Regions from separate parts of the Homo sapiens genome. Here region 2 is linked to region 1. Evidence: read pairs that join two places in POLR2A ChIA-PET (ENCODE). Cell type or tissue: GM12878. All regions are shown on one strand. Each heading gives the region's core, and the rest is flanking DNA. Links, peaks and the distances in the headings are about the cores only.

Evidence for each region. Peaks named below come from ENCODE experiments on the same cell type or tissue, not always from the same donor. Only the 100,000 strongest peaks of a DNase experiment are listed, where the experiment ranks them.
Region 2: POLR2A ChIA-PET joins it to region 1 with 6 read pairs; 2 of 35 experiments call an interaction of 5 or more read pairs at or near these places.

Annotation. Positions count from the first base shown.
Region 1 is chrX:17,031,215-17,047,629 of GRCh38, forward strand. REPS2 (RALBP1 associated Eps domain containing 2) reads left to right here. Exons shown (of 18, transcript NM_004726.3): 6 at 16,133-16,268. LOC124905266 (small nucleolar RNA SNORA16B/SNORA16A family) reads right to left here and starts at 13,297; the gene lies at 13,166-13,297. In GM12878, for the core only: no CTCF peak of the experiment used is centred there; no DNase peak of the experiment used is centred there.
Region 2 is chrX:16,892,590-16,909,004 of GRCh38, forward strand. It overlaps the pseudogene SLC35C2P1. Among named protein-coding and RNA genes, the nearest start is that of RBBP7, 30 kb to the left of the region's middle. In GM12878, for the core only: no CTCF peak of the experiment used is centred there; a DNase peak (open chromatin) is centred at 11,270; H3K27ac peaks cover 1,825 bases.

The DNA of each region.
Region 1 (16,415 bases), core at 2,829-10,828:
GTAGGTTCCTACAGAGTGTGTCCTGGGAATACAGAGGCCAGATCCTGAATGGTTAGGATGATAGTCAAACTACCAGTGCATACTGAGCTTTACAGCAGTGTGACTGGGCTCACTAGACCCTTTCTACCTAGCCCCTGGCTGGCATGGGCATGGATGCTCATTTGGATTGGCACCCTGTGGCTTCTCTTCTAATCTCCATGTTCCCTTTTCTGCTGACAAACATGCTTCATGAGCCCTTCACTCAACTAATATTTAGTGAACACCTATTAAGTGCCAGGCACTGTGTTGAGAATACAAAAATGAGGTATAACACTAACAGTTTCTGCCCTCATGGAGCTACTGGAGAGATGGTCATTAACCAAACCACCACAAAGTAAATGTATAATTATGATATGGGATATCAGTAGGAATTACACTGTACTTTAAGGATGAAAATGGGCATGGGGTATGACCTAGCCTTGAGGGGCAGGGGCTGATCAAAGAAGGCTTCTGGTGGGGGAGCAACATTCGAGTTGGAATAAGGGTACATGGGTGTTATCCAGGTGACAGGGTGGGAGTGCGGGAGCAAGGTGACAAGATGGAGGGAACCGCATATACAAAGACATTTCCTATGGGTTTGCCATTTTATGAACATTATCTCTTTCAGTGCCCACAGCTATCTTATGAAATAATTAGTGTTGTTATCCCATTTTCAGATGTCAGAACCTGAGGTTTAGAGACCTTATTTAATTTGCCCAAGTTCACAGCTAGGAAGTGGCAGGGCTGGAGTTCAAACACTGGTCAAGGTTCCTCAGTCTCTGGCTCAGGAACCAGATAGATGGTGGTGTCACCTGTTGAGCTAGGAAGCCCTAGATGAAATACTGGCACTGGGGAAAGATCACAGGTTCAGTGTTTGATGTCAGGAACTGAGGTTTTGAGATAGTCCAGAGAAGCTGTTGAAGAACTGGTAGATTACATGGGTCTGGAGCTTGGGAGAGAGCTTAGGCTGGACATAGGTATTTGGCAGCAATTGGCTATCAGAAGGTCTCATGGTATAGTGCAGAAAAAACCAGACAGGTGCTCGCCCAAGTCCAGCAAAACTCTGTGTGACCTTGGGCAAGTTCCTTCTCTTTTCTGTAATACAAATGACTTCGAATGGATTTAACAGCCCATTGTAACAATCAGCAACAGTCCGATTCTCTTAATGTGTCTGTGGTTTTCATGGCTGGTGTGTTTTTCTTTCCTCTGTTCTTAGGTTTCCTTCTTATGCCTGTTAACTTGGTTTGGCTGGACTCCGTGTTCCAGAAAGCAAAATGCCAACCTGGATTAGTCATGTAGATGAGGGGATTTGAAGTGAAGGTTCTTGGTGATAAGGGATTAATGTTTACTGGGCATGGTGCTAGGCCTAGGCTGGGGTGACTAATCCCCCTCATGTTGTCACGTTGATGTGCCGATGGCAACCTTCTTTCTCTTCTAACTAGTTCTCTGGCCTTGTATTCAAGTTCTTCCTGCCTGATTACAAGGGGGCATGTCCTCTGGGTCCTGGGGGAAGCCTTTAGGGACTCCCAGCCAGTGCTGTTGCAACCCATGGTGTTGGCATTTTAGAGGTGCTTATGCCAATCCAGTGCCTAAACATTGGAATGATTTGTCTTTTTGCTTACTATTTTAGGAATTTCACTTTTGTTCGGGTGTTGGATTTTTTTCCCTTTGAAATTTCAGACACTAAGCATATCCTATGTTGGTAGATGATTGATAGTGCTTTGTAAAGAAATTATAAGACTTATTTTCTGCTTCATCTGTTATCATATGTTTAGATGTTGTTTTGTGGTTTGTTTTTCACAAATTACCCTCAACATCTAGATGATGTAGTCATTTGTAATTTTGCTGGCAAAAGATTTAGAATTGCACGCTTTATTCCTACTGTTCTCAGCTGCCTCTGTTTTTGCCAGGGTCATGAGAAACTTTATGTTAAGCCGTTGTCTTTATTGTCTCCTTGGCAGCTGTGGACACTGACCATCTTCTCGAAATGCTCTCATCATTTGGTGTCCATTATGCCTGCTCTCCTGGTTTTCCTCATGCTTCTATGGCTGCCCCTGCCTCATTTGTTTCAATCCTCCTTCCTCTGCCCTCCCCTTGTTATGCTGGAGACTGCTGGGCCTACTTCTCACTCTACTTACTCTTTAGATGTGTGGATGCTCATGACCACATAGCACCATCTGCCAGACATCTTCACTCTAATGTTCCACTGTCACTTTCAGCTGACATGTCTTTCTCATAAAATCAGCTTTCACTCTTCCACTCCTAGCTCCACCCACCCATCAGCACAGGCCAGAATGCTGGTCATTGTCTTTGACTTCTCTTTCTCTCCTTATGCCTGTTCAGTCCCCAAGTCCTGACCATACCACTTTTCAAATAGCTTGTGTCTGTCCATGCCTCTGTACTTCTTCGTTCAGGCCATTATCCTTTTCACTGATTGTATTGTATTAGCCTCTCTCTTGTTTCTTCTTGCTTCCACCCTTGCCTTCTTCCAATTCATTATTCTCATTGCACACAAAAACAATCTTAAAAACACAAATCTAATCATCCTGCTGACTTGATTGAAGCCTGTCCCTCTCTGCCCATGGCTCTTAACATGTCATCCATGTTGCTGTCTGGCCCTCGCCTACCTCCTCGGCCACAGCAGCTCACTGCCGCTTTCCCTCCACTCTCTGGCCATTTCCCGGATGGTCAGTGTTCTCTGCGTGGGAGCCTTACTCTTCACCCTCACTTTTGCCTTCTTTGTTTTCTCCTTTGTCTCAATTCATCTATGCTTTTTTCCCCATTAAGAACGTGAAACGTAAGTGTTTTCTGATATTTTCTTGTATATGCGATGTTTCCTTTTTTTTTCATTCTTAAAAAGAAAAAGATCTATTGCTTGTCAGCTCATTTATGTGTGCAACTCAGCCAGAGGGATGGGCGTCTGATCATTATTGGTTTCCCATCTCAGAGGCAACCAGGGTTGCCTGTTTCTTTTGTATCATTCTAGGAACATTTTACGCATGTACATGCAAATATAGGTATTCATATATATTAATATGTGTGTGTATGCACTATATGTATTTATATATTTATTTATTTTTTTAGACGGAGTTTTGCTCTTGTTGCCCAGGCTGGAGTACAATGGCACCATCTTGGCTCACTGCAACCTCCACCTCCTGGGTCCAAGCGATTCTCCTGCCTCAGCCTCCCGAGTAGCTGGGATTACAGGCATTCTCCACCATGCCCAGCTAATTTTGTATTTTTATTAGAGACGGGGTTTCTCCATGTTGGTCAGGCTGGTCTTGAACTCCTGACCTCAGGTGATCTGCCCGCCTCGGACTCCCAAAGTGGTGCAATATATTTTTACCTGAATTTAGGGAGACATGTTTGGCAAATGAATATATTCTTCCAGCTAGATTGCACTAGAAAAAATTATCTTTTATTTAAAACCAAAACACATTCACTTTTCAAACCCTCAGGATACTGTTGTGATGTTTTCTTTGCTTTTTGGAGGGATGAAAGTAACAGTTTTCTAGAACATATTCTCAACACTCACTACTCTTCTTCAGAGATGAAAAAATGACAAACAGAATTTAGATACCTCTATTACTCTACCATTCCTCAGGGGGCTTAGCTATATTTTTGGTGTAAGTTTTCTAATGATCAGGTAGGGGAGGGGATGTTAGGCATTGTTAGCCAGCACCATATTCATCTCGAAGTGCATAACTTGAAAAATGTTTATTTAACTTAGTTATCTCCTTTCCTCCTCATCTCAGTTTCTTGCCGTACCTCCTCCCCTAGATATAACTGCAGGTACTTACGGCCAGAAGCAGGTGATCTCCACTCCTTGGGTCCTCTTGGAACCCAAGAGAAAAGGCAAGTATATGAAAGATGATTAAAGAAATGAATATTCCTGAGGCTCTGTCAGAGTGGTGTTGGCCTGAGTCAAAAGATAATTGATAGTCACCACAAATAAATTGTTCATTCTAAGAGCTTTGATGAAAACAGCAGGAAATAGCCTTTGGGGGAGGCTGATATTGCACCGAGAGATCTTCTTGTGGCATGAAAGATATTTTATGGGTAGACTGGACCAGGATGCAAGCAGGATAAGGAGAGCGGAGGAGTGAGAATGACTGATGGTTTGGGATGGGATTGAGTGAGGTGGGTTAGAGTTGAGTCATGAGAGAGTTGGTCATCTGAGTTTGGAAGAAGAGTGAAGCAGGTAAACAAGCGGGGCATACTGGGTACTGTCTTGGCTACTCTGGTTGTCTAACCTAATACTCAGCCCAGGGAATTGACCCACAGAGCAGGTCAGGCCCGCCCGGATTCTTTTGGGGTTCAAGAATTATTTACCAAGGCATTACTTGGTAAGTAAGTGTTCATACGAACGTGTGTGAGCTCTCAAACACACTTGTTCTTCAGAGCAAATACAGATTTTAAAAATATGTCAAACATTCAACAGATACAAAAGGGCACAGTGAAAACTGTCCCTACCATTTCCCCGCACAGCCACTCATCCCAGGGGCAACTGATATGACCCATTTATTTTGTATAGTACTATACAAAACATTTATATAATATTGTATATGAATATCTTTTTTATATACAAGTGAAAATAGGTATTATATATAATTACATGTAATATATGCAAAACACAGTTATGCTTTTTTACACATATGGTGGCATACTATACATCTAACATGCATTTAGCACTAACAATAAGCTTTATTAACGTTCTATAGCAGCACATAAAGTACTTCCTCATCTTTTTGTTTTTTACAGATGCATAGTATTTCCTTGTCTGCGTCTTGTGTAAATCATTTAGCCAGCCCCTTTTGATTGACATCTTGTACTTGCAATCACTGCGTTGTTTGCAGATATATGGGAGACCAATTCCTAGAAATTGAATTATTGGGTGAAAATGCCTATATATTTGTAATTTTTGATAACGACTTTCAAATTGGAGGTATAGCAGCCTATGTACTTGCCAACAATATATGAAAATGTCTGTTTTCTCGTACCTTTGTGAAAACAATGTGCTAACAAATTTATGGGTCTTTGCCAATCTGATAGGTGAAAAATGATAGCTCACTGTAGTTTAATTAGCATATCTCTTTATTAGTGAAGTGAAATATCTTAAGTTTATGAGTCACTTGTATTTCCTTTTCTGTGAACTGTTGATTCATATCAAGTGCCCCTTTTTCTTTTGAGTATTGGTTTGTCATTCTTAATGGCATGAAACCAGAAGCTGGTCTGTCTTTTCCTTTGGACCAGAGATATACTGGAGTGTGTGTGGAAGATTTCTCCCTGAGTGGTGAGAGGAGATGCTGGCACCTGAGGCTCTCGAAGGAGGTTATGGACCCCAGCTGCTTCCCAGTTCTGGAGAACCCCAGGCCTGCCTGCAGTGCAGATTTCTTGTTTATAAGGTCATGACAGTAAAGTTGAATTACTTAGTTTATGGGTAGAGATTAGGGCTAAAAAAAAATCCTCTGTTGTTAGAGATGGTAAATGTCAACACTGTGTGTGTGCGTTGATCTCTCAGCATTGCTTAGACAGCTAAATTATGTTCCTTTCACTGAAATGGGTGGGAGGAGGAGATAGAGGTAGAGATAAAGATAGATAGAGGGAGAGAGTATAAGTGTGTGTGTGTGTGTGTGTTAGGAAGAGTGAGTTTGATGCCTTTTCTAGGTATGTATGTGCCTTATTCTTGAGATCTTCTTTCACCAAATTCATTCCTCGTTTCATTTGAGACCCCAGCTGGACGTTTATACCATCTCCTAAGGGGTCAAAGGTTAACATGTCCTCCAGGTGTCCTACTTCACTGAGTCTACTATAGAACCCACATATACCTGAACGGACACTATTGCCACAAGGAGGTCCTATTTTTTCATAGCCTCCAGTCTCCTGCTTACTTATTTTCTTCACCTGCTTGTAGTTCTCTTTCTGATTTTCTAGCCCTTAACTTTTGAGGAAGGATTTCTAGCTCTTAACTTTTGGGGAAGGAAACATTTAATCTCAACTGATACTGAAGTTTATTTTCTCAGTGCCAATCTTTTCTACTTGTTTCTTTTTTCTTTTTTCCTTTTCTTTTCATTGATTGATTGATTGATTGATTGAGATGGAGTCTCGCTCTGTTGCCCAGGCTGGAGTGCAGTGGCGCGATCTTGGCTGACTACAACCTCTGCCTCCCAGGCTCCAGCAATTCTCCTGCCTCAGCTTCCTGAGTAGCTGGGACTACAGGCGTGCGCCACTGCGCCTGGCTATTTTTTGTATATATTTCTTTTAGTAGAGACGGGGTTTCACCATGTTGGCCAGGGTGGTCTTGAACTCCTGACCTCAAGTGATTCACCCGCCTTGGCCTCCCAAAGTACTAGGATTACAGGCGTGAGCCACCATGCCCGGCCTCTACCTGTTTCTTAGTGTATTCCTCAGGTGCTCACTGTGTACCACACTTCTTGACAATAAAAGAGATGTTTAGTTAATTTAGCCTCCCAGAGGTAGCTGAAAACACTGGTTTGAACTGCTGGTTCCAGGCAGTACTTTGTAAATCTGGAAAGGATAGTAGCTTATTCCCCAGGACCTTTTGGTCTCAGTTATATGCCAGGCTATGGATATGGAAGACTTCTTTACAACTGGCACCATTTTAGCCCCTGGGCCCATCAGTCTTTCCCTTGATCTCAGGCGAGCAGGGAGTGTCATGCCCCCCCAGTTGCCTATCCCAACAATAGTCACTACTGACTGAGGTGCTTCTTTGGTCCCAGTGCTGTGCTGGCCCTTTTCAGTCCTCCCAACAATCTCACAAGGTAGGTATTATTACATCTTCCATTTGTCCATTTGGAAATACTTAAGTGGCTTCCATGAGTCAGCCACCATGCCAGGGGTACACTGAGGAGTACACCTATAGCCTCTTGCTCTCTAGGTGCTTGCAGTCAAAAGGAGGAGATAGATTTGAATCAAATGATCCCACCTATGCATGTGGAATTAAAAACTGACAATTGCCCTAAAGGCCTTAAAACATGGTACCATGTAGCAAAGGAATCCAGCCTATAGCTAGAAAGTGAGAGAAGGCTCCTTTAACAAAGTATGTGTTGAGCTGAGCTGTGAAGGATGAATAGAAGTTAACCAGGCTAAGGAAGGATGGTCCTGGGAGGTGAGGAGAGGAGTGGAGTGTTTCCTGTAGAGGTAAGAGCCTCTCCAAAACCGCACAGCAGAGCTGGGCTGCTGAGAGAGCTTTGCTTCTGTCACAATCAGAAAGCTACAGCATTGGGAAACTGCTGCCCTAGTGTCAGCTCCAACCAGATCCACACTACAAACTACCTTGGCAGCCAAATGAAAGCTTTGTTCCCTGCCTGTAACTTGGGTCTGCATCCGTCTTCCGTGGGTGTATTTGTTGAGTGGAACCTAAGTCCTATTTGGAATTCTAGCAGCAAAGGTGTTTTGACAGTGGAGTTTTTAGCTAGCCAGCTTGTGCAGTGCTGGGACTTATGCTGACGGGTGGAATGGACTCGTGACCCAGTCTCTACCATATTTCACAGGGAGAGCAGATACATTTGAAGAACTGAAAGAAGGCAGCTGTGGCTAGAGCCTGGAGTGGGAGGGAGATGAGGTCGGAGAGGGAGGCAGGGCCCTGTGGGCTATGTGACTGCCTTGCAGGTGGGAGCTGATGGCTCAGAAGTTAATTTACTGGTTAGTAAGTGACCATGCCAAATTGGAACCCAAGTCTGTCTGCCTCTGGAACCTGTACTCTTTTTGCACCTCCAGTCAGTAGCCTCATTCTCCAAAGCATTCTTGAATTCTGTCCAAGTTGTGGATGCATCTGTTTCCCATCTGAACTCAGACTGCCTTGAGTGTGAAGGGGAGAACGTAGTGAAGAGACAGGCAGCCTTGGCCTGACCAGCAAGGACAGGGGTGGGAACGTCATCGCTTCGTTAATGGAAGTCTGCAGCCTTGTCAGAGTCTCCTCTTACTGCTGATTTCTCATTTTTCTTGGCTTTCTCCTCTAAGCAGAGCACAAAATCCTGATAATAGTGAAGGAAAAGTGCCCTTCTGGAACAGCAAATCTTGGCCCCTGAGGGGAGAATTGGAGGCAGTGGTTACTAATGAGCATTTCTTATGTTAATCAAAATACTGTTAGCGCCACATACTGCAATCACAGTAAAATGATTACATACCTGGATTGTATGGCTAGCTCTAGGATTCTTTTGTGATGACGTGCCAGATGCTTACCTGCAAAAATTATGTGAGAAATAAAATGGTGCTCTGTCAGTATGATTTAATAGTTCGCCAGCCAAAATCTAAAACTAAACTAGATGATGGGGAGGAAGGTGTAATACAGCATAGTCATAGCTCAAGCACAGATCCTCAATCTGCAAAATTGCAGCAATGATTTAGGCATTGCAGTGAGGTTCTTTTTGTAATAAATGCTCTATTTTTACAGGATGGATGAACAGATAGAGATAACTATAGAGCTTGATGATCAAGTGTACGTACTTTGGACCCAGTTTGTATTCTGGCTCTACCATGTGCCATAGGTGTGTGGTCTTGGTAAATTACTTCCCTTACCTAATCCTCAGTTTCCTGTTCTGCAAAATGGGAATTACCGGATTTACCTCGCAGGGTTGTGAAGATGAAAATTGATTGTGTGCATTAGGTACTTACAGTGCCTGGCACTTAGCAAAGCAATGAATGCTTGTTACCTGACATTCTTCTGTGTCTAAGTGATCGTTTCAAAAAGTATAGCTTATTGTAATAAGCAGCAACTGTGTGTTGCACATTAGGCTCAGAGAGATTCCTACAGTTTGGCAGTCAGCCTTCTGAACTATTGAAATTAGATCCCTAAGTAAGTTAGGTAATATGTGGTTAAAGGCATCTTTGTGGGTTTATTTCCCTGAAGAAACAGATAAGGTTAAATTTCTCTGTTGGGACTTAATTTTAACTAACTTCTCTACAGAAAAACCAAATTATTTATTGCAACTTCCTGTGAATCTATAATTATTTTGAAATAAAGACTAGAAAGAAGGAGTTTTTTAAAAAGTTCTCTGACTTCAGAGGTAAGGGAGAGGGCTCAGCCTTTATAGTGTTGGATGACATTATGTGATAAATGCATATAAAGTTCAGCTTCAGTCAGCTTAAGAGAACTCAGGTTAACCTTTCTCTGTCTCTAGACTGGGATTGAGAATTTTTTCGAATGTTTGTTTGTTTACTCATTCAGCAAATAACTTATTGAGTGTTTTGTATGTGTTAGTGACTTTTCCAGGCATTTGGGATATAGCAGTGATCAGGATAGACAAAATTTTCTGTCCTCCTGGGTTTTATGGGATAGCATGGGGTAGGGTGAGAGGCAGAGCATAAACAAGATTGATCAAGCATAATTTGGAATCGTTTCATGTTAAAACAAAATTGCTAAGCTCTGTCTCCTTTTCTAGGTCCTTTTCTTCATTTCTCATTGAACACTTTCCCCACAATTTTACTTGAGCTGTCTTTTCTTTTTAACTGGGAATCTCCTTCAAATCCATGGAAGATGAACCTATATTACTCAAACACAGAAAGACTACTATAAAAATGAATCAGCATCCTGGTCCTATAGATTGTCTGCATAGATAATCAAATTAGAATGAGAAAGTTGTTTGGGCTCATAATGGTCTAATGTCATTGGTCAGATTGCAAAACCACAATAGCTTCAGGCTTCCATCTCCAGGATGGGCTTTGTGGTTGTGAAGGGCAGATCTTCCTTTCCTTTGGGTCTTGCTTGAAGGATACATTCATTGAGGGAACAGCTGCTATAACAAATAGGCCCCACATTTTAATGACTTTGCACAGTAGGTATATTTCTCACTAATATAATAGTTTGGCAGGCCGCTGTCCTCAGCATGGTGATTCATGCACCAGAGCTCCTTCTGTCCTGTCACTGTGCCATCGTCTGTTCAGTGGGCACATAGGAAAGAGAGTAGAGGAGTGCTACAGGGTACTAGTCCTGCTTGGAAGTAGGGTAGGCCACTGGTGCTCACATTGCAATGGCTACAACTCAGTCACATGGCTGCATGTAACTTCAAGGGAGGCTGGAAAATGTCATTTCTGGTTGGGCAGCCACTTAGTGACACCTCTACACCAGGCATAGTAGAGCATGAATTATTGGAGGAGTCTGCTGTAATCCCACCTATCAGCACTGCCACCACTTGCTTCTGTGACTTTTTTTTCTCAGCCCCATGACTGACCAATTTCCTTGATCTTTCTTTAGACAAATTGATATTCACTTGGGCTATAGTGTAGTCTCACCAGCCCATTAGCTATCCTTTTCTTTACAGTAGTCAAGTCTTCTCACATCTTTGCTAATGAGATCGTTTTGATCAGCAATTGCCTTGTGGTAGTCTTATTTCCAAAATATTTTTGGCGGAGGAGGCATCCTCAGATATTCACTGTGGGCTTAGTATGAGCTTTTGCTACTCCAAATAGTTTGTTTACTAAGGCACTAACAGGACACTGTTAAAAGATCATTACCCCTCATAGGTGAAATGGCTGGACTCTAAAACAGCATTTATAGGATGCCTTCGGGGTAGGTTTATATTTTAAACAGAAATGTTCTATGATTGAAACAATACACACACCCTTCTTAAGTTCTCTCCAACAATGCTTCCTTGCAATTCATATTATTTAGCTTTGTTTGATTTTTAAGATAGTTTGATAGTAGGGGTAAATGTTACCTTTTGGGATTTTATTAATAGTATTACTTTTTAATGAGTCTTTTGAAGTCTTTCATTATAAACAGCCTGCTTTCCCCAGAGATAATAACTTGCCATGCCAAATATTTGCATTTCACTTGAAACAAAACCAAGGGGTTGAATGTTTTAAATATAAGCAAATCTAATTCTCCTGTGTCTAGAGAAACTGTATAATGAACCATATGTATGTGGCTTAAGCAGACAGATGTGAAAGATTTCTCCCTCTCTCCTTTTATTTAAAAAACAAAACACTGGCAGAGCTCAAAATTGGCACCAAGTAGCAAACATCTCTGCTCAGCCAACAAAACCACTGGAGCTGGAGTTGATGGGGGGAGGCCTCTTTAGGGTGCATGCAAAAGTGGAGCTTTTCCTGGTCCTGGCTTCTACTTGGAAAGCTAAGGCTCCACAGCTTATTTGCCCTCATTTCTCAGTGCCTTCAGGCTTCAAAATGAGCCATTCTCAGGTGACTGACTTTTCAGATCTTTGAGAAGATTGTTGTGGTTGATTGTTGGACTGGTTCAGAAGACATGGGTCCACGCATCTGGGTCCTGCGGTGACATGGCCTCTAGCTGCTGACAGAGTGGTGCTGAGCTACCAAACAGACTCATAGGCTTCCTTTCACAAAGAACATCATAGGGCAGTGTTTCCACATCTCTTGCAATACAAGACATACCTCTGAACTTCCTCAAGCTTGCCAATAAGTAGAGCTCACACTACCTTTTAGTATCTGTGATGTACCTGCCAGGGACTATAGGTGGGATAAAGTATCTGATATGGCTCCTGTCCTTCACATTGAAACCTGGGTGAAGATGTTTAGGAACACTTTAAATGTTCAAACTGTGGTACTTACCATGACTATCATAAAGATTCATATATATTTTTTTGAGACAGGGTCTTGCTCTATCACCCAGGCTGGGGTTCAGTGGTACGATCATGGCTCACTGCAGCCTTGACCTCCTGCGCTCAGGTGACTCTCGCACCTCAGCCTCCTGAGTAGCTGGAACTACAAGTGCATGCCACCATGCTTGGCAGTTTTTAAATATTTTTTGTAGAGATGGGGATTTGCCATGTTGCCCAGGCTGGTCTCAAACTCCTAGAGTCAAGTGGTCTGCCTGCCTTGGCCTCCCAAAGTGCTGAGATTATGGGTATGAGCCAACATGCCCAGCCAAGATTCATATTTTTTAAGACGCTCAAATCACTTGGCTTAGTAAATCAATTTCAAGCATACAGCGAGAAGCAAGGGGAAAGAGATGGGGGGGTAGGTTAGCACACTTAGTGCAAACCAGTAGAAGGGCCACTCTATGGGTTACACAGAACTCATGTGCCCTCTCCCTTTGTCCTAAGGCCTTTCTAGGTTTAGGAGTAGGAACTCTCCTTGCCCACTTAAGTTTTCTTGGAAGAGGGGTTGGGTTCTCATGGGAATCTAAGAAATGAGAGCCAAGGAATGGCCCACTGGTCTGTAGGGGTGGGAGTTCTTGGCTGTTCATGCTTGTTCTACTGTTAACAGGCCTTGCCCTGGTTGTGTTAAGTTTGCTCCACTGTCCACTTATCTTTAGGCTTCTGCAGCCTTTCTTGCCCCCCCCCCCGGCTTTGTGTCCTTTCTGTACCTACCTCCCAGCTTGTGCTGATGCTTGGTTCTGGCGCCCTCATAACTTTAAGTCCCACCTACCCTTTCTCTATACTACAGCCCCACTGAGCATCTGTTTAGGGTCTACTTTCTCTTCTCATTGGCCTTGATATTTCTCATCCACATTCCCAAGAATGAGCATCTGACCTAAGCCCTTGTCAGAGCATCTCAAAGGCCAGTATACTGTGTGCCCATGAACCCTTACTCCCACTCAGGTGACGCCAGGTGTGAGGTGGGTCATGGTGCCCACACAAGGCTGCCAGGCCCACCTTTGCAGCAGAGCATGGGAACGAGCAGTGCCGTCTGTCATGGCCGTGGGTACGGCAGGTACATTGGAGGATTTGAGCAGGGGAAGAGTGTTCTGGGAAGAAGACAAACATCTTACCCCTGAGGAGTGAGCATGTGCAGTCGGAAAGCCTGCTGAGAGGAGGCTGGGGTGCGAGGCTTCTGAAGGCCAGGTGGAGGAGGTGGACTTTTCTGTTAGGCAGCAGGTCATCTCTGCAGGCTTTTAAGCAGAGGAGTTAATCACCCCCTTCTGTTCATTCCTGATTTCTGTTGTTAGAGTAGACCTGAGACCTGCCTGCTAAGAGGCCACTAATGCCACGCTGGAGTGAGGTGATGTCAAGAGGAGCTAGAAAGCAGATGGTTATGGCATTGAGGAAAGAGCACACATGGGCTGACAGGGACAGCTAAGCAGCAGCTTCATGAGCAGGAGGGAAAGGGCGTGTTCTAGGGGAGCAGCAGCTTCCATGTCAGACTCAGGAATGCAGCAGACCCAACATCCAGCTTGGAGATTTCTTCTCTTTTTCTTTTTTTTCAATGGAACTGTATTTTCGCAAAATGTTACAGATCACTTATAGCAAACAGAATGGTGATGGTCAAGGAAACTGACTCTGGGCTCCTTTTTGACCGCAGCAGCTATGTGGAAGCAGCTGCAGCTGTGATAAGGGCCGCCCAGCATGGATATTTCTGTGTCTTCGTTCACTGGGAAGTGGAGGGACAGAGCTTCCGACCCACATCCCACCTTCTTCACGAATCATCTTTGCCACCAAATCGTTGGCTCATAGGTGTCTGTTCTTGTCTTTCCTGCCCATGCCTGGCTTTTAGGTTCCTTTGCTCCAGCTCTTTCTGTCAGGGCTGACCTGGAGGGCAGTGCTCCTGTGAGTTCTCCACATTATATCATGGCCGGTAATCTAATCCAATTCAAGCTGACATTCTCCACCCTATGTTCTACCAATGGAACCTGGTCAGACATCTGGGCTCATTCAGGAAGTGCTGCTAGGGCATGGCTCTGGAATTTGGTGGGAGTATTTTGGAAGGTTGTGTGGTCTGTTTGGTTGTTTAGTGCTCGGACTGGATTTTGATTTTTTTTGCTTTACTTATTTTTACTGAGACGGAGTTTCGCTCTTGTTGCCCAGGCTGGAGTGCAATGGCGCGATCTCGGCTCGCTGCAACGTCCACCTCCCAGGTTCAAGTGATTCTCCTGCCTCAGCCTCCCGAGTAGCTGGGATTACAGGCGCCTGCCACCACACCTGGCTAATTTTTTGTATTTTTTTAGTAGAGACGGGGTTTCACCATGTTGGCTAGGTTGGTCTTGAACTCCTGACCTCAGGTGATCCACCCACCTCAGCCTCCCAAAGTTCTGGGATTACACGTGTGAACCACTGCTCTGGGCCTGTTTATTTTTATAATAATAAGAGGTTTTTGAAAAAAATTCAGATAGATGCAACCCAGTTAAAAAAAATCCCGGTATACAAAATCCTGCCTTTGAATAAGAGATTAAAAAAAGATGGTCATTATTTGCTGCCTGCAGGGGTTCACTAAGGGATATGGGTAAGTTCCCTTAGCTCGGAAAAAGGATAATAATTAATACCCGCTTACATCTCCAAAGTCTTGAGGTGCTCAAACAAGTAGGAGTGTGTGAAATGCTTTGTACATATCAAAACACTCTGTGAAATTTAAGGTATTAACTAATGGATAATGACTTCTTGAACATTTAAGAGTGGTTTGATTTACGTTTAGTAGAAACTCATCTAGTATGAAAATGATACATTTATTACAAATGATTAACAACCCTACAGCTCTCAACCTCTTTATGTAACCTTCCTTCTGACTAAAGGACCCAGATGACTTTGAGGAATAGCCTGTTTGCTGGGTGCATTCTCACTCAGCACTTCTGGAAGTATCCATTCTACAGTTAGTATTTCATCTCATTGTCCTGGCCTTCCGAAAGCACCCTTAACCCAAGGTGTGAGATATCAAAGTAATACATATTTTACTTCAGAGATGACATCTCAAGGTTTTACAGTAGCTCAACATTTTCTAGTCTCCTTTCTCTGAACATTGTCAGAGGGGAGACAGGCGTTCCTGGGAAGAATTAATTCCTGGAATGGTGTGTGTGTGTGGGTGTGGGGAATGGGAGGAGATGGCCGGCCTTCTTTTCTAGGGTTAGTGGGTGGAATTGCCCGCCCAATGATTAATTCCCTCCTTGACAGTGTGTTCAGAAGCAGGCACCTTGATGGCTCTTTAGCAGCAATACCCTCCTCTTCTTTCCTAGCCTCCTTTTGTCATAAAGCCTCATCTTTTTTATTTATTTTTATTTATTTTTTTTTTTTTGAGACAGAGTCTCACTCTGTTGCCCAGGCTGGAGTGCAGTGGTGCGACCTCTGCTCCCAGGTTCAACTTCTGCCTCCCAGGTTCAACCTCTGCCTCCCAGGTTCAAGTGATTCTCTTGCCTTAGCCTCCCGAGTAGCTGGGATTACAGGCACGCACCACCATGCCTAGCTAATTTTTGTATTTTTAGTAGAGATGGGGTTTCATCATGTCGGCCAGGCTGGTCTTGAACTCCTGACCTCGTGATCCACCTGCCTCGGCCTCCCAAAGTGCTGGGATTACTTGCGTGAGCCACTGCACCCGGCCAAGCCTCATCCTTCTGGTGTTCACCTCTTGGTCCTGTTAAGGTGGCCCTTGGCAAGTACCTCTTTAGTCTTAGGGTTCATGGGAGGGATAGAACAAAGGCCCACGCCTCCCCCTAGCATCGACATTTCCCTTCGTCTGCCAATGCCTACCATAGCTTTGTTTTCTCCCGCACTGCTTCCCTGGTTTTCTAGGCTCTTAAATCCTCAAATTTGACTTGCATGCCCTCTAGTGGCAGGTCTGATGCACCCCTTGTTACCCTGTTTATTGTGGTACCATAACAGCTGTTCTCACCACCCAGCTCTGTTACTAAATATTGTCTGTAATTCACAAATGCCAAATGAGAGGTTCAGTGGTCCTGACTTGCCACTCAAGTAGGAGCTGGAAATGTGGGATTTGAATTGGAGCTTTTGATTCCTGGATTTATACAGCATTTCAGTGTAACGGCAACAGTAAAAAAGATGTGGTTATAGTTGTTCTAGTTTCTTTTTTGTCATTTAAAAAGAATCCAGATTATTTTACTATCCACTCAGCTAATCTGAAAGAATGAAAATGTGAGGAATAGTGGAAAATAAGAATGATCATCTTTTTTTAAACCCTTTATTACAATTAGAAATTTTTTTGTCACTTACTGAGTATTCAGTATTTCATGCCTCAGTCCTGTTAACTTTGAAGAATACAAAAAATACATAAAGCATGATGTCTGCCCCTAAGTTTCTGTTCTAGTTAGATTCTAGTTATGAGGCAGTTAAATTTCTTCACCTGAGGAAAAAAATTAAGCATAACACATGATAACTTTTATTGGTGTTTAATTTTTCTACTTCTCACTAAAGACAGGTTCTCTGAGCATTTACTTTTTAATTTATTCTTACAGTCCTTTTCAGTGGAGAGGGAACTACAGGATAACAGCAGTTACCCCGACGAACCCTGGAGGATAACAGAAGAACAGCGCGAGTACTATGTCAATCAGTTCCGATCCCTTCAGCCAGACCCAAGCTCTTTCATTTCAGGTAAGAATGTGGGCTCCCTAGGCATCACTCTCACCAGAACATAGCCACCATCTTGAGAAATCATTCACGCAAAATGAGTATGGCAGCCTTCTGTGATTTCAGTTTGTTTTTCATCTAAAGTCGAATTTCTTATCAGATGTAAACCAT
Region 2 (16,415 bases), core at 7,027-15,026, 130 kb before region 1:
TGCTGCTGAGTTTACTAAAATTACATTTAGGATTTAGCGTCTATATTCATAAGTGACACTGGCTGGGAATTTTCAGTTTTTAGGCCTGTATCTGCCATGGGTCAGTCAGGAGACAGAAACCACATCAGTCACTTAAGCAGAAATTAATGTAAAGGATCTTGACCTAGGAAAGACTCAAAAGAGAACTCTAAGGTGAGCAAAGGAAGGCTGAGTGAACAAAGGAAGAGGTTGGAATTACTAAAACTTAGAAACGTCGAGGAAGGAACTGGGACCCAGACCTCAGGGGAGAGGGCGCCATCCCCTGCTGCAAGGAACTGCTGCAGTCAAGATGTAGAAAGCAGATGGGGAGGAGCAAGACTATTTTCCCTTTTCCCGATTTACAGTCTCTATCTAGCTCCCCCTACTGGCAGAGCCTAGCAGAGAGCAGCTGACAAAGCGGAAATGTTTGCAGAGTCCCAGCCCTGGCAAGGACCAGTTTGGAACTGGGAGACAATAACGTACTATCGGGCCCAAGGTCTTCGAAAAATAATCTTTTCCTACATGTACCATAGATTGTTACAATTTATATAATCCCAATTTATCCCCTTATTAGATGTGTATTTTTTGGATGAGTTTTTAAATTTTCCACTCTGTTTACTCATCTACAATAAGAGAGCAATAATCCTGTACCTATCTCATAGTGTTATTATTTGCAAGTTTCAAATACATTCTCTGAGAAACACAGCAGTTTTGGGTGCTTTTACTCTTGGAAGGTCTTTTACAGATTGTTCTCCACTGTTATTAGTGCTTAATTTGTTGTTGTCACATTTATTTTTATAAAGAACCATCGTGTGTTTACCTTATCCAGAGTCAAGAAGACTAAGCCCACCTCAAACTTAACATGTCTAGAGTTGAACTCTTAATCCCTGTGCACAACCTTTACCTTATTTCCCTGCCCAGTTGTCCTTATCTCAGTAAAGGGCAATGCCAACCAACTCATTATTCAACCAGAAACCTTGGAGTCATCCTCAATTTTAAAAAAAGTTTATTTATTTATTTATATTTATATTTATTTTATTATTTTTTTGAGACGAAGTCTCACTCTTGTCACCCAAGCAGGAGTGCAATGGTGGGATCTCCACTCATGGCAACCTCCATCTCCCGAGTTCAAGCGATTCTCCCGCCTCAGCCTCCCGAGTAGCTGGGATTACAGGCGCCCGCCACCACACCCGGCTAATTTTTGTAGTTTTTTAGTAGAGACGGGGTTTCTCCATGTTGGCCAGGCTGGTCTCGAACTCCTGACCTCAGGCCATCCACCCGGCTCAGCCTCCCAAGTGCTGGGATTACAGGCGTGAGCCACCACGCCCAGCCAAAAAGTTTATTTTTTAATGATTATGCATGTTGTGAGTCATCAGCCATCCAATTATAAGTGCCTGTTTCATCGAAGTCCTTCAGAATGATTTCTTAAAATTTAAATCACAAATGGCAGTATAACTTTTCTTTCTTTTTCTTCTTTTTTTTTTTTTTTTTTTTGAGACAGAATCTTGCACTGTCGCCCGGGCTGGAGTGCAGTGACGTGATCTCAGCTCCCTGCAACCTCCACCTCCCAGGTTCAAGCGATTCTCCTTGCTTCAGCCTGCCAAGTAGCTGGGATTACAGGCGCCCGCCACCATGCCCGCTAATTTTTTTGTATTTTTAGTAGAGACTGGGTTTCACTATGCTGGCCACACTGGTCTCGAACTCCTGACCTTGTGATCTGCCCGCCTCAGCTTCCCAAAGTGCTGGGATTACAGGCATGAGCCACTGCGCCCAGCCAACATTTCTTTCTAGAATAGTCTTTACATTTCTTTCTTTTTTTTTTTTTTTTTTTTTTTTTGCCATTTTGATCTAGGGGTATTTAGTGATTTTTTAATTGCTAAAGACACAAAAGAATCTATTAGTATTTGGTGAATGTGGGTTTTCCTTTTCAGCAATTTCTTTTGATTCTACCTCTAAAATGTATCTTGAGAGCCCTCCAATTCTTTCCATCTTCATGGCCACCAGCCCAGTCCCAGCCACCATTAACTTTCACCTGATCAGAGCCACAGGCTCCCACCTGGTCTTCCCAACACCACTCATGAACATTCCAATCCATTTCTCATAAAACATCAAGGGATAGTTGATTAATTTTCTTCCCTTCATTAACTCTTCTTATGCCTTTCCATTGTACCTTGAATGAAGTCCAAACTCCTTATCATAGTCTCTAAGGCCTTACGTGATTGGACTCCTGCTTACATCTCAGGGACGTTTCATATCAAACTTCCCTTTGCTCACTGTGCACCAAGAACATTCTGATCTTTCAGATCACTGAGCTTGCCCATTTTTATTCCACCTTAGGGTCTTTGAACTTACTGTTCTCTTTCAGCCTCTCCACAACCCCAACCCCACTCCTCCTTCTCTTCCTTTGAGTCTCAGCTTAAATGTCATTTTCCCAGGGAGACCTTTGTCAACCACCTGATATAAGTCAGTTGACTGCCCTCCCTATTACTTTCTAGGCTAGTTTCATACTGCACTTTCTTCCTAGTGCTTATCACACTGCGTGAATTTTCTTTGTTTATTTACTTTTGTCAGTATTCCTTGCTAGAAAGTAAGTGCCAAAATTCTAGAATCATTTGTGTCTTGTTCACTGTCTTGTACCTATTATCTGACATGGTGTCTGTCCCATAGCAGGTACTCAAGACACCCCTCCATCTGGCAGGCTGGAAATTGAGCAGGGAGAATGCAGGAGACTGTTTCGGGTGGCCGAGATGATGGTCTGGCTGCTCTTTCTACCCTGGCATGGGCAAAGCCCAAGTCCTACAGGTGGGGAATGCGTCAGCTTGGGCTCATGTACTTATGGTTCTTTTTTTCCACTGGGGGTGGGGAGGACCTACAAGATGTCAGAGGAAGTTGACCAGAGTCACCAGAGTGACCAGAGTCACCTATGCAAGTTCCCTTCACTGCCAAATGAATAAAAGGAAAAAGAAGATTGCAGCCAGGCACGGTGGTTTATGCCTGTAATCTCAGCACTTTGGGAGGCCAAGGTGGGTGGATCACCTGAAGTCAGGAATTCGAGACCAGCCTGGCTGGCCAACATGGTGAAACCCCGTCTCTACCAAAAATACAAAAAAAAAAAAAAAAAAATGAGCCAGGCGTGGTGGCATGAGCCTGTACTCCTAGCTACTCAGAAGGCTGAGGCGGAAGAATCGCTTGGGCCCAGGAGGCAGAGGTTGCAGTGAGCCGAGATTGCACCACCGCACTCCAGCCTAGGCCAGAGAGAGACTCCGTCTCAAAAACAGAAAAAAAAAAAAAAAAGAAGATTGCTAACATCTTTAGGAGACATGTAGAAGGTAAGCTGTAGAGGATTATGGATGGGCTTGGAAACTAGTTTGCAGACTACTGTGGTAATCCAGCAGAGACAGAGAGGATGTGCTTTGGATGGGGTAGTAGCAGTAGAGATATAAGAAGTGATTGTATTTGAGATGTACCAGAAAGATCTTGTAACGATGTTATGTCATTCTTGCTACTTAATTTGATTTTTGTTCTATGAACTGAGGACCCCCATCCACTCTGCCCTGATCGTCTATTTACATTCTCTGAGGTTTATATATCTACAGGACTCTTGAGAAAGTTTCTTTTTTCTTTTTTTCTTCTTCCTCATTCTGTTGCCCAGGCTGGAGTGCACTGGTGTGATCATGGCTCACTGCAGCCTTGACCTCCTAGGCTCAGGGGACGGTCCTGCCTCAGCCTCCCTAGTTAGTAGCTGGGACTACAGGTGCATGCGCCACATCTGGCTCATTTATGTATTTTTTGTAGAGACGGAGTTTCATCATGTTGCCCAGGTTGGTCTTGAACCCTTGGACTCAAGTGATCCTCCCGCCTCTGCCTCCCAAAGTGCTGGGATTACAATCGTGAGCCACCACGCCCAGCCAGGCAAGTTTCTTAAAACCTCCAAGGCTTAGGGTACTCATGTATAAATTGCAGCAATATTGTGGTGTGGATTTCCTGGCAATACCAATGGGTAGCTTGGGAGTTTAGGTCTCCCCCGAATAATCTTCACTGGGTAGGCTTATTCTTAGTTATAGACAACTGACATCTTCTCAATATTTTGAAATTGCTGTGCAAATACAGATTCAAACAGATAGCTATTTCTAGGCACTATATGGAAATTTGGAAGCAGCTATTGTGTGGATATGAAGAAAGTTATTTTAACACAACTTAAATCAACTAGCCTAGTGCTCTGATAGGCACTGGAAAATGTGACTTTCTAACACTTACACCTTATTAATTATTGAAGAAATAATTAAAATGAAAACCAGAATTAATTTCTCACCCAAATTAAAAAAGATAGAAAACAAAACAAAATGAACAACTACAGAAACCCATGGGGCCTTTGAGGCTTTGGTGAAATGACCACTCAGACAATGTTGATGGGTGTGTAAACTGGTATGAAATCCTTCATGTGAGTTGGTGATGTGTATTGGTCCTCAATGATATTCACACCTTTTGATCCAATTGCTCTGCTTCATGAGAATGTTATATGGAATAATCCTAAAGTTGAAGAAACCTTTGTGCTTACGAGGGATTTTTTGTTCCATTTCTCTGGACCGTGAACCATGTATTTCCAAAGTATAAATAAATTTGCTGTCTGAGAAAAGATGCTGCCCAGGTGATGAGGGCCCCAGCCTCTCCAGATCCCCTTCCCAGTTGCTCTGCAGTCCAAACCCAGTCCCCTTAGAAAGCTGCTAAGCCTCAGAAATGAGACTTGGCTGTCAGAGTCGGAGAAATAGTTGAGGAGAACCAGCCCACTCCCATCTCCTGCTGTGATTCTAGCACAGCTTGGGCCCAGCTCTGGCCAGGTGCTCACCCTCTCTGTTTGACCATGCTCCAAAGGGAGGGGCAGGAGCCACAAGTCCCTGACCTGGCCACACCACATGGTCATGCCCGGGTGACTCCTGGCCCACTGCTCCCAGCTGCCATGAAGAGCCAGCCACCCAGGTCCCCTGAGCTACTGCCAAGTGTTAGTGGGGAGTGGCCTGCTTTCAAGCTGCTCCCCTTGGCTGGTCACTGCTGCCTCTGGGCCATAAAGTACTCCTCCTCCCCATTGTCATCTTCCTCCTGCTGGCCGCTTCAGGGCAGTGGCTCCAGGTGGGAACTGGAGCCCAGCCCTTTCAAGGGTTCAGAGCTGTCATCACCTCTGGAGTGCAGGGCTTTGAGGATATTCCTGAGAGGCAGAGAAGGAAGCCCAGCCAGTTCAGGTGGCTGATCTGATCACCCAGCAGATGAGCTGCCAACAGCAAAGTGCAGACTTCCTTCCAAACGCCAGCAATGGAGAGAGTGAGGCTGGAGGGTCTGGAGACCAGGATGAACTCAGAGAAGTCCAAACCAAAGGTGAGATGCCCACCAAGGAAGAGGCTCCCAAGTACCCCAGGAGCAGCCCTGTATCCTGGAAATGAAATATTTCCCCACACATGGACAAATGGCGACTTTCACATACAGCAAAGAGAGGGAAAAGCCCCAGAAACGTGAGTGGCTGCAGGTGGAACATGCTGTCGATGGAATCCTGGAAGCCAAGATCAGCCTTCTGCAGGAATGTCCGGGTGAGGGTTCAGCGAATGCCACCAATGAGCAAGGTCCCCAGCACCAAGGCAAAGCCCTCCACATTGGGCTGTGTGGACTTGAAGGTGAACATGAAGAGACCCCCGGCGATGAGGAGGATCACAAGGACCAGTGTCATTGCAGCTCCTCCAGCTTGGAGATCAGAGAGAAGATTGATGATGAAGAGGACAGCTAAAGATTTGGTTATTGTGAAGCTCCAGTTGGACAACCCTATGTCAAGTGCTGTTGCCAGTGCTGTGGGAGCCACTCTTCTGAGGTAGTAGGTCCAGCTCAGCACCTCGAGGGTCTTGTGGCTGGATCATTCAACCAGCGCCCTTCATTGTGGAAGGCGATGCCTGCCAGTGCAGAAGCATAGTCAACATTGCCTTCCACCCAAAGGTCACAAGAGGGCCCACCTCCCTATCCATGGAAGCTGCTACGCCCTGGATCCTGGATCAGCGGGGGCAGGCACCTCTCTTAAAGACAGTTTGCAGGAAGAGCTGATTGAGGTAGACTATGGCTTTCAACAAGAACGTCACCTGGCTAGAGAAGTCCTCTTCACCTTCATGATTCAGAACCATCAGCGGAGCCCCAGGCAGAGTTCTCACCAAAGGGGCCGGTAGCCTGAGCCAACCCCTTCAGCAGTTAACTGGGTGCAGGGCTCACAGGTCCCCAGGTCTGCTCTGACTAGGGTGCCTACTCTTAAAGCTTTTAAAGGTTTATTACATCATATACCTAATTTTTCAACAACAGCGAAGGAATTATAGTTCATTTGCCAGATCAGATGGACTATTACCCAGCCATTAAACATGGTATATTTAAAGTGTAACATATACGAAAATATACTTTTTTTTTTTTTTTTGTAGAGACAGAGTCTTGATCTGTCGTCTAGGCTAGAGTACAGTGGCACGATCTTGGCTCACTGCAACTTCCTTCTCCTGGATTCAAGTGATTCTCCTGCCTCAGCCTCCCGAGTAGCTGAGATTACAGCCACCTGCCACAACACCTGGCTAGTTTTTGTATTTTTAGTACAGACGGCGTTTCGCAATGTTAGACAGGCTGGTCTTGAACTCCTGACCTCAAGTGATCTGCCTGCCTCAACCTCTCAAAAGGCTGGGATTATAGGTGTGAGCCACTGTGCCTGGCCGAAGATATACTTGTTTAATACAAATTAAAAAGCGGGCTGCAAAACTGTCCATATATATTGATTATAAACATATAGAGAAATCTGGGCAGATAAGATTGGAAATAGGCCAGGCGCGGTGGCTCACACTTGTAATCCCAGCACTTTGGGAGGCTGAGGAAGGCAGATCACTTGAGGTCAGGAGTTCGAGACCAGCCTGGCCAACATGGTGAAACCCTGTCTCTACTAAAAATACAAAAAATTAGCCGGGTGTGGTGGCGGGCGCTTGTAATCCTGGCTACTTGGGAGGCTGAGGTAGGAGAATGGCTTGAACCCAGGAGGCAGAGGTTGCAGTGAGCTGAGATTGCACCATTGCACTCCAACCTGAGCAACAAGAGTGAAACTCCGTCTCAAAAAACTTAAAAAAATAAATTGGAAATAAAAATACTAAAAAAGCTTATAGTAGTTATATTTAGGTAGTATAATTATGAGTGACATGCCTCCTTCTCTCTAGCATTCTGAGTTTCCCTAATGATTATGCATTAATACAAATGATTGATGTAGTATGCATTACTCACATATCTGGAGTGGGTGCTGGCTGTTGGCTAGAGTGATGAAGGTGACTGGATTACATGTCTCTGGAAGGGCATCCTGGCCTTGTCCACAAGGTGATGACTGCATGGGTCCCAGGAAAAACCCCAAAGTGCAAGGACTTTCTTTTTTTTAAATTATAGTTTTTAGCCGGGTGCAGTGGCTCACTCTTGTAATCCCAGCACTTTGGGAGGCTGAGGCGGCTGGATCACTTGAGGTCAGGAGTTTGAGACCAGCCTGGACAACACGGCAAAACCCTGTCTCTACTAAAAATACAAAAATTAGCCAGGCGTGGTGGCACACGCCTGTAATCTCAGCTACTGGGGAGGCTGAAGCAGGGGAATCGCTAGAACCCGGGAGGCAGAGGTTGCAGTAAACTAGGATTGCACCACTGCACTCCAGTGTGGGCGACAGTGAGACTTTGTCTCAAATAAATAAATAATAAATAAATAAATTATAGTTTTAGTGCTTAAGTCTTTCTTTATATATGTGTAATATATTTTTTTTTGAGACAGAGTTTTGCTGTTGTTGCCCAGGCTGGAGTGCAATGGTGCGATCTCGTCTCACTGCAACCTCCGCCTTCCAGGTTCAAGCAATTCTCCTGCCTCAAGCCTCCCGAGTAGCTGGGATTACAGGTATGCGCCACCATGCCTGGCTAATTTTGTATTTTTAGTAGAGACAGGGTTTCTCTATGTTGGTCAGGCTGGTCTCAAACTCCCGACCTCAGGTGATCCGCCTGCCTCGGCCTCCCAAAGTGTTGGGATTAAAGGCATGAGCCACTGTGCCCGGCCTATATGTATAATAAATTATATCTTATTCAGAAAAATGCATAAAATGTTCTGTTTTACATTTAGATAAACATCATATAAAGTTCTTTAGACTGGAGGCTCACAGTAATGAACAGACATTGTGCATTTCATAGTCTCCCTGTGGTGCTCTACCCTGACTTCATTTGCCTTCTGTCATCAGAGGTGACCACTATCTATCATTCTGTGGATATTTTTTATGGCCTTACTATCCACTATTTATCACCAAGCAGTGTTTTATTTAATGTTGCCTCATTTGCACTTTCCATGAAAGGAAGTAAATGGATTGGCATCCCTTTGTTTTTTTCCCCCTAGGATATTTCACACCTGCTGGTGTCTGAGTCTTGGACAACCCAATTTGCTCATCCATTCCATTTATTATAGTATTTGGCTTTCTTTGATTTTATGTTCTTCTCTTATGAAAAATGTTGCTCGAACCATACTTAAGTTTGCAAGTGCCTATACATAACAAATTTTCCACATTAGAGAAAATTTGCTGGGCTGTAGGTTCTGGGAAACTTCAAGATTACCAGTAATTTCTAATACAGTGTATGAGTTGACCCTTCCACCATTCTTGCACATGTGTCTATTTATTCCATATAATTGGCAACATTGGAACTATCTAATGTTTTAATGAATTATTTTTGTCTATCTAGTGTATGTGAAATGGGATCGTCTTGTGTTTTTATATTGGTTTTTACTAATTAACTATGAAGTTAATAAATTTTCATGTATAGTCTTTGAACTTCTGTGAAACAGTTTCCAGTCAATGTCTTACATTTAGTTCATTTGTTTGTTAGTTTCTCTCAATTTCCTTATGTACTCTTATTATTTCTGTGCAGGTTTGCTGTGGACCTGCTTTCAACTCATCAAATACAAAGGAGTCCTATTGCTGGATCATAGTGTATAGTGTCTTTATTACTGCAGTGCAAGCACTTTCCAAGTGTCATGTTTGTTATTTACCCACTGTCCAAAGCAAGTCACGTGGCCAAGCTCAAGAGTCAGAGTGGAGAGAACTACCCAACGCAGGGATATAGGGAGGGGGATGATGGTACCCATTTTGAAGAGATCTACCCAAGGCAGGGATATAGGGAGGGGAATGATGGTACCCATTTTGAAAACAATCTATTGCAGTAATCATAGACCATAGTAATTGCTCAGAATCAGGATGATTTAGGCTAGGAAATAAATAAAAATGGCCAGCCCATGGCTTCTGCGTCCCTCTAAGATAAAGTTCAAAGTCCTTAGCTGTGATACATGACTACCTGCTATATGTTATCTCACTATAATGCCTTCTCCCCACCTCAAAACTATAGAGAATGGGCACACAGAGCTTTTTTAATGGGGAATGCACCTTGCTATTTCACACCCTGTATCATTGCTCCACACCCTGTATCATTGCTCCTGCTGGTTCAACTGGCATATAATCCCCCACCCTGAGTCCCACAGACTAACCCACCATTGATCTTTGAACATCTTTAGAGACACAACAGGATTTACCTCCTCAAAGAAGCCTACCCTCTGCTTTGGATAGAATTGAACATTCATTTCTTTGGAAGTCATAGAGCCACATGCAGTTTTTTTGTTTTTGTTTTTTGAGACAGGGTCTTGCTCTGTCACCCAGGCTGGAGTGCAGTGGCGTGATCACAGCTCACTGCAGTCTCGACCTCCTAGGCTCAAGGGATCCTCCCTCCACAGCCTCCCGAGTAGCTGGGACCACAGGCACGCACCACCATGCCTGGCTAAATTTTTATTTTTAACATCTTTCTATGTTGCCCAGGCTGGTCTCGAACTCCTGGGCTCAAGCAATCCTCCCGCCTCGACCTCCCAAGGTTCTAGGATTACAGGTGTGAGCCACGGTGCTGGCCCAGATTTTTAATTTTACACCTAAATAACTTTAGTGCTCATTTGTTAATGTGCCCGTCTCCCTTTTGGTAGACTCTAAGATCCTCAAAGGTAGGGACTATATCTTTCTTATATTCATATTTTCCTTCCTTCCTTCCTTCTTTCGTAGATGGAATCTTGCTCTGTCATCCAGGCTAGAGTGCAGTAGCGTGATCTCGGGTCACTGCAACCTCCGCCTCCCGGGTTCAAGCAATTCTCCTGCCTCGGCCTCCTGAGTAGCTGGGATTATAGGCGCCCACCACCATTCCTGGTTAATTTTTGTAGAGACGGGGTTTCACCATGTTGGTCAGGCTGGTCTCGAACTCCGGACCTCAGGTGATCCGCCCACCTCGACCTCCCAAAGTGCTGGGATTACAGGCGTGAGCCACTACGCCCGGCCAGTATTTTCATGCATGGATAGTTGTTCAAATTGATGCTTTGGCAGAGGTGGTGGTGGGGCAGTCATTGGAGAGTCCTATTCCACCATCCTGCTCCGACTTCCCCCATTTTATTTGCTTTGTGAAACAACAAGCTGGAAATACTGAAAACTTCATAGCAAACTTTGTGAGAAAGAAACCTACTACTACTTAACACTGAAAACAGAAATATATAGCTTTGGGCCAGGCACAGTGGCTCACGCCTGTAATCCTAGCAGTTTGGGAGGCTGAGGTGGATGGATCACCTGAGGTCAGGAGTTCAAAACCAGCCTTGGCCAATATGGTGAAACCCTGTCTCTACTAAAAATACAACAATTAGCTGGGCCGTAGTGGTAAGTGCCTGTAATCCCAGCTACTCGGGAGGCTGAGTCAGGAGAATCGCTTGAGCCTGGGAGGCGGAGGTTGCAGTGAGCCGAGATCGCACCACTGCACTCTAGCCTGGGCAACAGAGTGAGACTCTGTCTCAGAAAAAAAAAAAAAAAAATTTTGCAGCCCTAACAGAAACAAAACTCAGCTTGACATATTAAATGTAGAAATCATTACCTAGGTAGAAAATTTTAAACTTTGTCAAGTTTCTTTAGAATGGACACCCATTAAGAGTTATAACAACATTTAAATTCAGAAAATCAATCATCTCAAAAAATTTTAACAGCTCAAATATTTTTCATAATTATGTTTGTGAAAGAAATGAAAACGAAAAGCCCAGGAAGCAGGGTGATACTATTGCTAGTTATAATTTCTATTTTTAACACCCTAAATTTCTTAGTTCTCATTTCTTCTTGCATTTCAGCTTGTGGTTGGCTTTGCAAAGCTAACATTTTCTTTGGTGACAGTTTTTAAAACGTAAGCCAGAAGACTTTGGTCAGGAGCTTCCCCATTCCATAGAACATCTGAGAACTTAAAAAAAATGGTATTTAAATTGCACTAAGAAGATAAAGTAGTGTGATATTTTGATAGGTGCTTATTTTTGTTTTGTTTGCTTTTAACTTCTGGACCTATCCCAATGTTTTCCAGGATCCTCAGAACATATGGGTGGTCTTTTCTTTTAAAAATATATATAAACCCGGCCGAGTGTGGTGGCCCATGCCTGTAATCAGGCTGAGGTGGGAGGATCACTTGAGCCCAGGAATTTGAGACCATTCTGGGCAGCATAGTGGGACCCTGTCTCTACAAAAAATAAAAAATTAGCCCAACATGGTGGCACATGCCTGTGGTCCCAGCTACTTGGGAGGCTGAGGCAGGAGGATCACTTGAGCCTGGGAGTTTGAGGCTGCACTGAGCTATGATCATGCTACTGCACTCCAGCCTGAGTGACGGAGCAAGATACTGTCTCCAAGAAAAAAAAAGTAGGGGGAGGGCGGTTTTTTTTTTATTACAGTCTCTTTCAGCAAGAAAATAAAAGCTTTCCCAGAAGCATCCTAGGAGAATTCTTCCCTTCATTTTGTTGGCCAGTGTTGGGTAATGTGGCCATTATTAGATGCAGGGGGTCTGGGAAAGTGGATAAGAGGAGCATAATAGCTAATGTCAGATTGTTCCCTAAATAAAATGGGAGTTGTATCAATAAACAGAAGGTTTGTGGAGGAGGTGGGGATGAGATGGCAGTTAGGCAGGCAAAGTACATCACCTGCCATGATGCAATATTTGTGTAGCTAAAAACTTGTAATGCGGTTAGATAGAATGAATATGTTCTAGTGTTCCATAGCACAGCAGGGTGACTGTAGTTAATGATATAGTGTGGATACTTGTTCCCACACAAATCTCATGTGGAATTGTAATCCCCAATGCTGGAAGTGGGGCCAGTGGGAGGTGATTGGATCATGGGGGCAGATCCCTCATGAATGGCTTAGGCCATCCCCTTCATGATACGTGAGCTCTTGCTCTGAGTTCACATGAGATGCTTTGTTTAAAAGCATGTGGCTGGCCGGGTGTGGTGGCTCACGCCTGTAATCCCAGCACTTTGGGAGGCTGAGGTGGGTGGATTGCCTGAGCTCAGGAGTTCGAGACTAGCCTGGGTAACATGGTGAAACCCCATCTCTACTAAAATACAAAAAATTAGCCGGGTATAGTGGCATGTGCCTGTAGTCTCAGCCGCTTGGGAGGCTGAGGCAGGAGAATTGTTTGAACCCGGGAGACGGAGGTTGCAGTGAGCCCAAATCGCACCACTGCACTCCAGCCTCGGTGACAGGGGGAGACTCCTTTTCCAAAGAAAGAAAAAAGCATGTGGCAACTCTCTCCCAACTCTCTCTTGCTTGCTCCTGCTTTTGCCATGTGACATGCTTGTTCCCCCTTCACCGTCTGCCATGATTGAAAGCTCCCTGAGGTTTCACTGGAAGCCAAGCAGATGTCAGCACCATGCTTCCTGCAGAACCATGAGCCAATTAAACCTCTTTTCCTAGTCTCAGGTATTTCTTTATAGCAATGCAAGGACAGCCTAATACAGTTAACAGTAATTTATTTTATACTTCAAAATAGCTAGAAGAGATTTGAAGTGTTCCCAATACAAAGAAATGACAAATATTTGAGGTGATAGATACCCTGATTTGATCATTACACGTTGTATGTATGTATCAAATACCTAAATACCCTGATTTGATCATTACATGTTGTATGCATGTATCAAATACCTAAATACCCTGATATGATCATTACACATTGTATGCATGTATCAGAATATCACATGGACCCATCCCATAAATAAGTGCAATTATTGTGTATCAATAAAAATGTTTTGGTTGGGTGTGGTGGCTCACGCCTGTAATTTCAGCACTTTGGGAGGCCGAGGCTGGTGATTCACTTGAGCACAGGAATTTAGGACCAGCTTGAGTAACATGGTGTAACAGTCCCTACAAAAATTACAAAAATTAGCTGTGATAGCATGCACCCAGCTACTCAGGAGGCTGAGGTGGGAGGATCACTTGAGCCCAGGAGGTGGAGATTGCAGTGAGCAAAAATCTCACCACCGCACTCCAGCCTGGGTGACAGAGCAAGACCCTGTCTGAAAAAAGTTTTAATGGTAAATTACATTGAATATCAGTCAAAATGGTGACAGCAATTATTCTATAGTCCCTTACTACTAAAGTGGGATCCCTGGTGAGCAGAATGGGTGTACCCTGAAAGTGTTAGAAATGCAGAATCAGGGTCCACCCTCGACCTACTGAATTAGAATTTGCAGTTTAACAAGAACTGCACGTGATTCCTATGCACACTAAGATTTGAGATGCTCTAGCCGAGGTGACTCAGTACAATATGCCTAAAATACTCTAGATCAAGCAATTTGCTATTGTGAAATAGGGACAAATTGGCATCAGTACTCAAAAGCACAGAAAATAAAAGTCCAAATATAAGAACAGTGAGCAAAAATCAGAAAACTTTGAAATGTTGTAATGTGAGCATAATACGATAGATACAGGAGAAGAAAAGAGATTATTTTTTCGGTCAAGTGGAATGAGACTTACCTGATGGCCATTGTATCACACCCTAATGTCATATTTATGATTACATTCAGTAATATTAAGTTCCTTACAGCATATAAAAGTGCCATTTAATAAGTCTTCACCAGCAAAGATGGAATAATCAAGCATTCAAACTGATTAATCCTTAAGTACAAAGATGAAGCTGGTGTCACCAGTGATAGCCAACATGAAAGTTAGATGAACTGCTGTAAACCTACCTCATAAGACCACGACTTCCTCTCTGTAGGATTTTAATTCTTTATTGAAACACTTTGTAGTGGGTGAAAATGAAGTTTTCTCATTATCTTTTAATGAGCTCTTACAGTATATTTTATGCCAATCATTCTAAAGTATTTTAAGACTCACTGATTATTAATTATTGATTATGCTTGTTGCCTCAGCCTCATTTTTTGAGAATGGAAATACTAATGATTTTCAATGTTGCCCCAGGCTAGAGTTCATTTAAAAGCAAATACATTGGTTTTTTTGAAACATTATTTATAATAGACCATAGTCTATAGTGGTCATGCTTGTGGTGAAAGTGCTTATAGTACATACATACCCCAAAGTTGGAAGTAAAACGCTAGAGTCAGCATTTTACTTTGGGAAGGTTATACCAATTTATGTGAGCAAGCATATTTGCTTTTTAATGGTGAAACTGGACCAGCATAGAAAACTATTTTAGCTAAATGTATTGCTTGAATTGATCTGTTTCATCACAGAACTCTTCCAGGCAGCAGACTTGGAGAACTGCTTCTTTAAGGGAAATTAATGCAGACTGTAAAAAAAAAAAGGCAGATAGAAGGCATTAAAAACAGACACTTCATGAAAGAAGACATAGGAATGTCCAAGAAGTACACGTAACAGTGCTCATCATCGTTAGTTAACGCGGAAATGGAATTAAAACCCAGTTGAGATACCACTATGTGGCTAAAATTTTGAAAAGCTGACAATGCCAAGTAATGGCAACAATGTGGAGCAACTGGAATTTTCTTGAACTGCTGGTAGGAACTTAAAATGGTACAACATGGATCACCTGAGGTCAGGAGTTTGAGACCAGCCTGGCCAACATGGCAAAACCCTGTCTCTACTAAAAATACAAAAATTAGCCAGGCGTGGTGGTGGGCACCTGTAATCCCAGCTACTTGGGAGGCTGAGGCAGGAGAATCACTTGAACCCAGGAGATGGAGGTTGCAGTGAGCTGAGTTCTATAGTGCCACTGCACTCCAGCCTGGGCGACAGAGCAAGACTCTGTCGCAAAAAAAAAAAAGTACAACAATTTTTGTCAGTTTCTTATAAAGTTATACATACATCTACCCTAGGACCCATGAATTCCTTGCCTAGGTATTTTCTCATGAGTCATGAAACCATTTGTCAAAAACAAACAAACAAACAAAACAAACAAACAAAAAACCCCGCACAAAAATGTTCATTAGCAACTTTCTTCCTAAGAGCCCCAAACTGAAAACAACTCAAATATCCATCAGCGGGAGAATTAATAATCAAAGAGCAGTATATTGATACAATGGAATACTACTGAGTAATAAAAAGGAAATAAATAGGACACATGCAACAACATGAATGAGTCTCAGAAACATCATGTTGAATGAAAAAAGCCATTCTGTCAGAGTCCATGTAAGTGAAATTCTAGAACAAGCAAAACTAACCTATAGTGATAAAATCCAGAAAGTAATTGGAGGGACTTGCAGGGGTGGGGAGGGTAGGTACATGGGGATTGAACGGAAAGAGGTAAAAGGGACCTCTAAGATGGAAGAAATAGTCTATGTCAGCCTGGCCCAGTGGTTCAAGCCTATAATCTCAGCACTTTGGGAGGCCAAGGCAGGTGGAACGCTTGAGCCCAGGAGTTTGAGACCAGTCTGAGCAACATGGTGAAACTCGTCTCTACAAAAAATACAAAAAATTAGCCAGGCATGGTGGTATGCACGTAGTCCCAGCTACTCTGGAGGCTGAGGTGGGAGGATCACTTGAGCCCAGGAGGCAGAGGTTGCAGTGAGCTATGATGGTGCTGCTGCACTCCAGCTTGGGTGACAGAGCAAGACCCTGTCTCAGAAAACAAAAAATGAAATATTCTATGTCTTGATTTTGGTATTGGTTACACAAGTACATAATTGTCAAGACCCATAGAACTGTATACTTAAGATCTATGTAGGCCAGGTGCGGTGGCTCACGCCTGTAATGCTCGCACTTTAGGAGGCCGAGGTGGGCAGATCACTTGAGGTCAAGAGTTTGAGACCAGCCTGGGCAACATGGGGAAACCCCGTCTCTACAAAAAATACAAAAATTATCTGGGCATGGTGGCATGCACCTGTGGTCCCAGCTACTCGGGAGGCTGAGGTGGGAGGATCAATTGAGTCTGGGAGGTCAAGGCTGCATGAGCCGTGTTCATACCACTGCACTCAAGCCTGGGTGACAGAGCGAAACCCTGTTTCCAAACAAACAAACAAACAAACAAACAAAACAAAACAAAACAAAAACTATATGTTTTATATCAATTATACTTCAATTT